Linked DNA regions of Homo sapiens: region 1 is linked to region 2. Evidence: chromatin loops called from intact Hi-C (ENCODE). Cell type or tissue: heart left ventricle. All regions are shown on one strand. Links, peaks and the distances in the headings refer to the core of each region. The heading gives the core; the rest is flanking DNA. Region 1 overlaps PLXNA4 (plexin A4). Region 2 holds the start of LOC105375511 (a long non-coding RNA gene).

What was found. Hi-C counts contacts between places; a loop is a spot of excess contacts. Peaks named below come from ENCODE experiments on the same cell type or tissue, not always from the same donor. Only the 100,000 strongest peaks of a DNase experiment are listed, where the experiment ranks them.
Region 1: it touches region 2 in a loop (1.9-fold over the local background); 12 of 110 quality-filtered maps call a loop at or near these places.

The regions. Positions count from the first base shown.
Region 1 is chr7:132,479,098-132,481,999 of GRCh38, forward strand. All of the region lies in intron 3 of PLXNA4 (plexin A4), which reads right to left. Among named protein-coding and RNA genes, the nearest start is that of PLXNA4, 96 kb to the right of the region's middle. In heart left ventricle, for the core only: no CTCF peak of the experiment used is centred there; a DNase peak (open chromatin) is centred at 1,644; H3K27ac peaks cover 698 bases.
Region 2 is chr7:132,401,848-132,404,749 of GRCh38, forward strand. The region is part of intron 3 of PLXNA4 (plexin A4); the gene reads right to left. LOC105375511 (a long non-coding RNA gene) reads left to right here and starts at 1,799. Exons shown (of 4, transcript XR_927983.3): 1 at 1,799-1,872. In heart left ventricle, for the core only: no CTCF peak of the experiment used is centred there; DNase peaks (open chromatin) are centred at 1,005 and 1,254; H3K27ac peaks cover 1,461 bases.

The DNA of each region.
Region 1 (2,902 bases), core at 259-2,758, 77 kb after region 2:
TCTCTATAAAAAATGTTAAAAATTAGTGGAGCATGGTGACACATACCTGTAGTCCCAGGTACTTCGGCGACTGAGACAGGTGGATCGCTAGAACCCAGAAGTTTGAGGCTGTCATGAGTTAGGATAGCACCACTTCACTTTGGCCTGGGTGACAGAGCAAGACCCTATCTCTTTGGGAAAAAAAAAAAAAAATTCCCAAAAGGAAAACTGGGACTAGGTGAGGCACTGGGAGTGTCAGAGGGCAGCCCCAAGGAAGGGAGAGCCTGTGAGGTGGGGTAAAACCCCAAACCAACACCCATTTCTCACAGATGCAACCCTTGGAGAGCCTTTCCTAAAAGGACTCAAAAGGGAAACCCAGGAAGCCAACAAAATAGAGCTGGGTCCCCATGCAGCTGTGCCATAACACAGGGCAAGGGGAATACGGCCTTCCACCCGCACCTTAGTGAGCCCGGGACCCCACAATGAGCAAGGGAGAGAATGCCGCCCGGCAGTGGGTGTCCAGGAGTGGTTTTGGGGGGAAGAGGATTGCTCTTTGTAGATTCTTTGCATTCTTTTATTAACCATTTTTTTGGGATAGGGTCTCACTCTGTTGCCCAGGCTGGGGTGCAATGGCACGATCTCGGCTCACTGCAACCTCTGCCTCCTGGGTTCAAGCGATTCTCCTGCCTCAGCCTCTGGAGTAGCTGGGACTACAGGCATGTACCATCATTCCCAGCTAATTTTGTTTATTTTTATATTTTAGTAGAGACAGGGTTTTGCCATGTTGCCCAGGCTGGTCTGAAATCCCTGGCCTCAAGTGATCCACCCTCCTCGGCCTCCCAAAGTACTGAGATTACAGGCATGAGCCACTGCGCCTGGCCTCTTTGCATTTTTTTAAAAAGAGGTTTGACTATATAAAGAACTATGTACACTTCTGAAGTAGTCTCCCTAACCTCCCATTCAATCATACTATTACCCCAAGTCCCCATATCTATAAAGAAATAGCAAAGCCAACACGGCCTCAGGCCTTCCTAACTCCACATCATCCTGAGCAAATTAATTGGTCAAGATAACATTTGTGAGCACACCTTCACTAAGTTAAAAGTACAATACTACAGAGCGACAGGAAGGAAAAGGTAAGAATGGAGGGGGTGAAAGTGAGGAAAGTAGGCAAAGGATTGTGAGAAGAGCCGAGAAGCTCAGGTTTGGGGGATAGACACTCAGAAGGAAAAAGAAGGTTGGATGTGCTGGTGGTGACAAGTGCTCCAGGTGACTGGGAGTCACAAGGAGACTGGCTAATTAGGCCCTCCATTCCAGAGCACTTGCAAAGCAATAATGACCCGTGATTAGGAAGAAGCTGTCATCCTCCAAATGGGTCAAGACAGGGACCGTGGATAACCCGTCACAGGAAAAATCACCCAGAACCACAGCACACAGTCCCACAGGCTCTAGGAGGGACAATTCCGGTGAGAAACCAAGACAAAGATGGGCCCAGTCTGTCACAGGAAAAATCACCCAGAACCACAGCACACAGTCCCACAGGCTCTAGGAGGGACAATTCCGGTGAGAAACCAAGACAAAGATGGGCCCAGTCTGTCCCAGGCAGCAGGCCAGGGGTAAGTGGAAAAGCACAGCTCGGCTGCCTCCTGGAAAACCTCCTCCCCTCCCTGTGGCCACCTCCCACTCGGCCACGGGATCCAAGCTCCAGCATAATTGCTCTCAGAAGGAAATTGCCCGTGGAGGCAGGTTGGTGATGTGAGAGCAGCCATGGAGGCAGGAGTCCCGTCGTTTCTAAGGTGGGAGCCTCTTCCTTGGTATTTAAATTTAGCCAGGGCCCTTGAGGACTCGAAATGTGAAGGCCGAGGCAGCCAGCTGAGGCTGAATGGCTGAGCCAGGGACCTGAGTCCTCAGCATGTCAGGTCCACTTCCATGCAAGCAAAGCTACAGGCAAGGGGCTGCAGAAGGGTGGATGAGACAAGTCCAGTTTTGTTTTTCTTGGTGACAAGGGTGAGAGGATTAGAACTGCTTTAGGAAGCTGAATCTGCCATCTAGGATCCATCCAAACTGATTTTCCTGTCCCTAAAGTGCTCCCCTCTTTAATCCATCCCAGGAAGATGGATTAAAGAGGGGAAAATCAGTTTCAACCGCCCTAGCATGGACATCAGGGCCTGAGACAGGGCAGAGACAGAACAGAGGGAATGAAAGGAGGGTTCTGAGCAACAGGCTCCAGGGTAGGTACCAGAGGTCCAGCCACCACCTCCTCCCTCCATCAGGGAGGTGACCTACCCTACAGCCCAGGAGCCAGGCCTTAGGTAGAGTCTGTGATATTACTCGATACGGGTCCCAGGACAACCTCGGATTAGACCGTGTGACCTCTGGGGAGTTACCCAACCCCTTTTCTCCTGGGTAAAATGGAAGGTGTAACATTTACCCCACCCCCAAAAAAAAACATTGAGGATTACATGTGACAATCAATGTAAGTAACATGTGAAAACATCTAGAACAATCCTGGTGCCTACACGGTGTTCAAAGCTCAGTAGTTCCCTCTGCACCACCTCTTTTCTGCCAGCCCCAAACACTAAGGAAACGACCCCTTCCTAAGATGCTGGGTGCCTCCCCACAGAGGCCAAAGGCAGAAGATATGGATTCTCCATGGCCACACAGAGTTCTCGGCAGCTACTGATTCAAAATCTAAGCATCTCTTGTCCATCATCGAGCACTGCCCTCTCTCCAGATGAACGGAGCACCTGGGACTGCCTGCTGAGCCCCCAGGCCTCCTTGTTGAGGAAGTTTCCTCACCCCTGGTCCTGTGGGTGTGGCGACTGCTTCACAGCCTCCTGTTTATCCTCTGGATTCTCTACTGTGTTTGCACAATCAAAGCCACAAGCCAAAAGACAGGATTCAGTGCCTGGGCCACTGGTGT
Region 2 (2,902 bases), core at 258-2,757:
AAGAGCAATTTTCAGCAAAAAGCCAATTCCCCAGAAGGCACTTGGCATCTCTCAGATAAGCAAAAGAGGGGGAGGCTGGAGAGGCTTCAGAATATAGTATCGATGGGTATAAAAGTAAGCAGTCCTTGTCATGGTTCATGTCACTTTGCCTGACTGCACTTCAGCTGGCCTTAGATTCCCCAGTCGAGAGCCCAGCCAGGTGCTAGAAAATACCAGAAATGACCCGGGAAAGGGTAAAATGGAAATCTCAAGCCTACATACCAAAGCGAATGCACTTGACTCAGCAGGTCCCTAGAGTAATCATGCAACACCTCTTTATTCTTATTTTATACACAAGTCTAATAAGCTTGAGTATCTGTTTCCAAGCCCGTAGCAAATTAAAAAGAACAAATTAAGTGGCAGCAGGAGAGCTGCATCAGACAGGATCAGTGACAACAGTGAGAAGTGACAGGTGCCAGACACCCTGACGGTAGGCGGGGAGACAGAAAGCTATAAAAAGTAACTTGGGGCACTCACCTAACATGAGGAAGCCACCCTAGCGAGGCACAGGGGCTCCATTGTAAAGGTGGAGAAAGAGCTTTAAGATACTCAAGTCCAAGTTCTAAATGCCTTGGAGAACATCTCTTTGCCTTTTCCTGTTATTAATTAGTCCAACATACACACAGGGGAGAGGGGCAGTGTGCTGCTGCAGGCTGCCACTATGGGAGGGGCAGCTGGCTAATCATCTTATTGCAGGAAATACCCCCTGCCAAAAACACAGCTCCCCTCTCAAAGCCTGCTTTCTCACCTTGTAGCACTGGCCACTGCCATCACAGGGTATGCAGAGCAAAGGACAGGCTGCTCCCGAGCCGCTCAGTCCATCGGATCAATCAGGTTTAACAAGGAGGCATCCGAGGATCAGGAGAAACACCTCCTACATTATTACCACAGCACCATCACTTTGCATGAGACAGGTCTGGCTGGGAACGCCACCTCCAGCATGGACAGAAACTGCGTGTCCTTGACCCAGTTGTTTCATTTCTTGTGCTGAGCACGCCCACCCATTGACCCCCAATCCAGAGAGCTAGTGTTGAAGAGCTCATTAACAAAACACAAAACACTCAGCTGACGCACCGCCACCATGCAAATGCGTAATAACTGGATCTCTCTTCCCCCACAGCTAACCTCAAGCATCTCTTCTTGGCCAGCTGCATTGCCTTGGCTCTCTGTGTGGTTCAGAGCCAGAGAGGGCAGGCTGGGCAGCCACTTCCATGCCAACATCCCAGGAGGCAGTGCTTGGAGCAGGAAGATGAGAGAAGATGATCTCTCCCACTACACAGAGCCCAGGTCCCGGCCCCAGACTCAGAGGCCCTGACGCCTGCTATGCCTGGTCCACAAAAGCAGCAGGGAAGGGCATGGATGCTGGCAATGCACTGCCCCCTCAGGAGCCAGCACTCAATCATGTTCTCTCTAAAGAATGCCAGTGTCCCATTTTCATCCAAATGTGAAAGTTGAAAAAGAGAAGTCAGGCAAGGGAGAGAGGCTTTTAAGATTTCCCCTACTCAGGGGAGGAGCTGGCAGCGTGAGCCTAAAACCAGGCAGGCAGGTAACGGGAGGGGGCCCTAATTGCTGCTAAAGATCACGGGGTAACCCTGATGACACCTGAAAGTCTTCCGTGGATCCTCAGGCACAAAACATAAATCATCTCCCTCTCACTTCTTACTGATCGCGTTTGCTTGCTGTGTCAGCTGAATTCCCAAATTGGCCTGGGTTTAAATTGGGACTTTTTTTTCCCTTCCTGGCCTGGCTTTTCCTCCACTCTCTCTCTCCAACCTCCTCCCACCCCATGGGAAGTGATGACAGAGGAATCTGCCTGCGGACTCCAAAATGCAGGTTTGTGGCTTCACTTTGTGGGGTGGGAGGGAAGAGGCAGAGAGCAGGGAAGAGGGCATTTGGGGGCTTACTTCGGGGACAGGACCTGAGGGATCAGGAGGGAGAAAGTGGCCATCTGGACCCACTTGCCGACTTTTGGTGTCCTGTCCTCCTTCCAAGTAAACCCCTTCTCAGTCCCCAGGGCAGCCAGGAGAGTCTGCAACAGACATGCTCCATTCAGTAGGGGCGGGACTCAGGAAGTGCAACAGGGAAGGTCAGAGCCGGATAACGGGTCTGTAGTTGGCCCTGCTGTTCTGGGGAGCAGATATTCACCTGGGCTCTGTGGTGGGCCAGGAGACAAGGCTTTCTTTCTTTCACTTCTTTTGTTTCCACGGGTCCCCAAGCACCTCCATAACACAGGATGGGTCAGAGCCCATTGAGGAATTAACCCAGAGGCCTTGACCCTAAATAGCTCCATGAGAAGGCTGAACCTTACTAACCCTCCAGGAGGCTGATGTGAGGCTACACACAATGCCACCAGCTCTGATGGGCCCGCCCAACACAACTCCAGGAAATGTCCCAAGAAAGCTTTCCAAAGACCCCTTTTCCTAGACTATGGGGGACTCCCCCCAGTGACTTCATCACTCAAACCACAACCAAAACGATATGCAGCCCCCTTAGCCTTTGTGAGGCAGAGGAGAAGGCTGGTGCGCAGCCTCCACCACTGTCACCAACCAGCCCTCACAGGCCCAGAGCCAGGGGGCAGTGGGCAGGTGGCCTCCCACTGGGTGGCAGAACAGGATGGCCACACAACCAACACGGCTTGCTGGTGTCACAGTGTCCCTGTTACATGGACCTGGCAGTGCACCAGGTGACATGGAGGCCACACACTACAGGGTAGTGATTAAGAATGGACTCCCAAGTAAGACTGCTTGATTGGCATCCTAATGAGCAATATGATCATGTTATTTAACTTTCCCATGTTTTGTCCCCTGTTAAAGGGGGTGATAGTAACAGCGCCACCTCATAGGGGTATAGAGATTGAGATAAT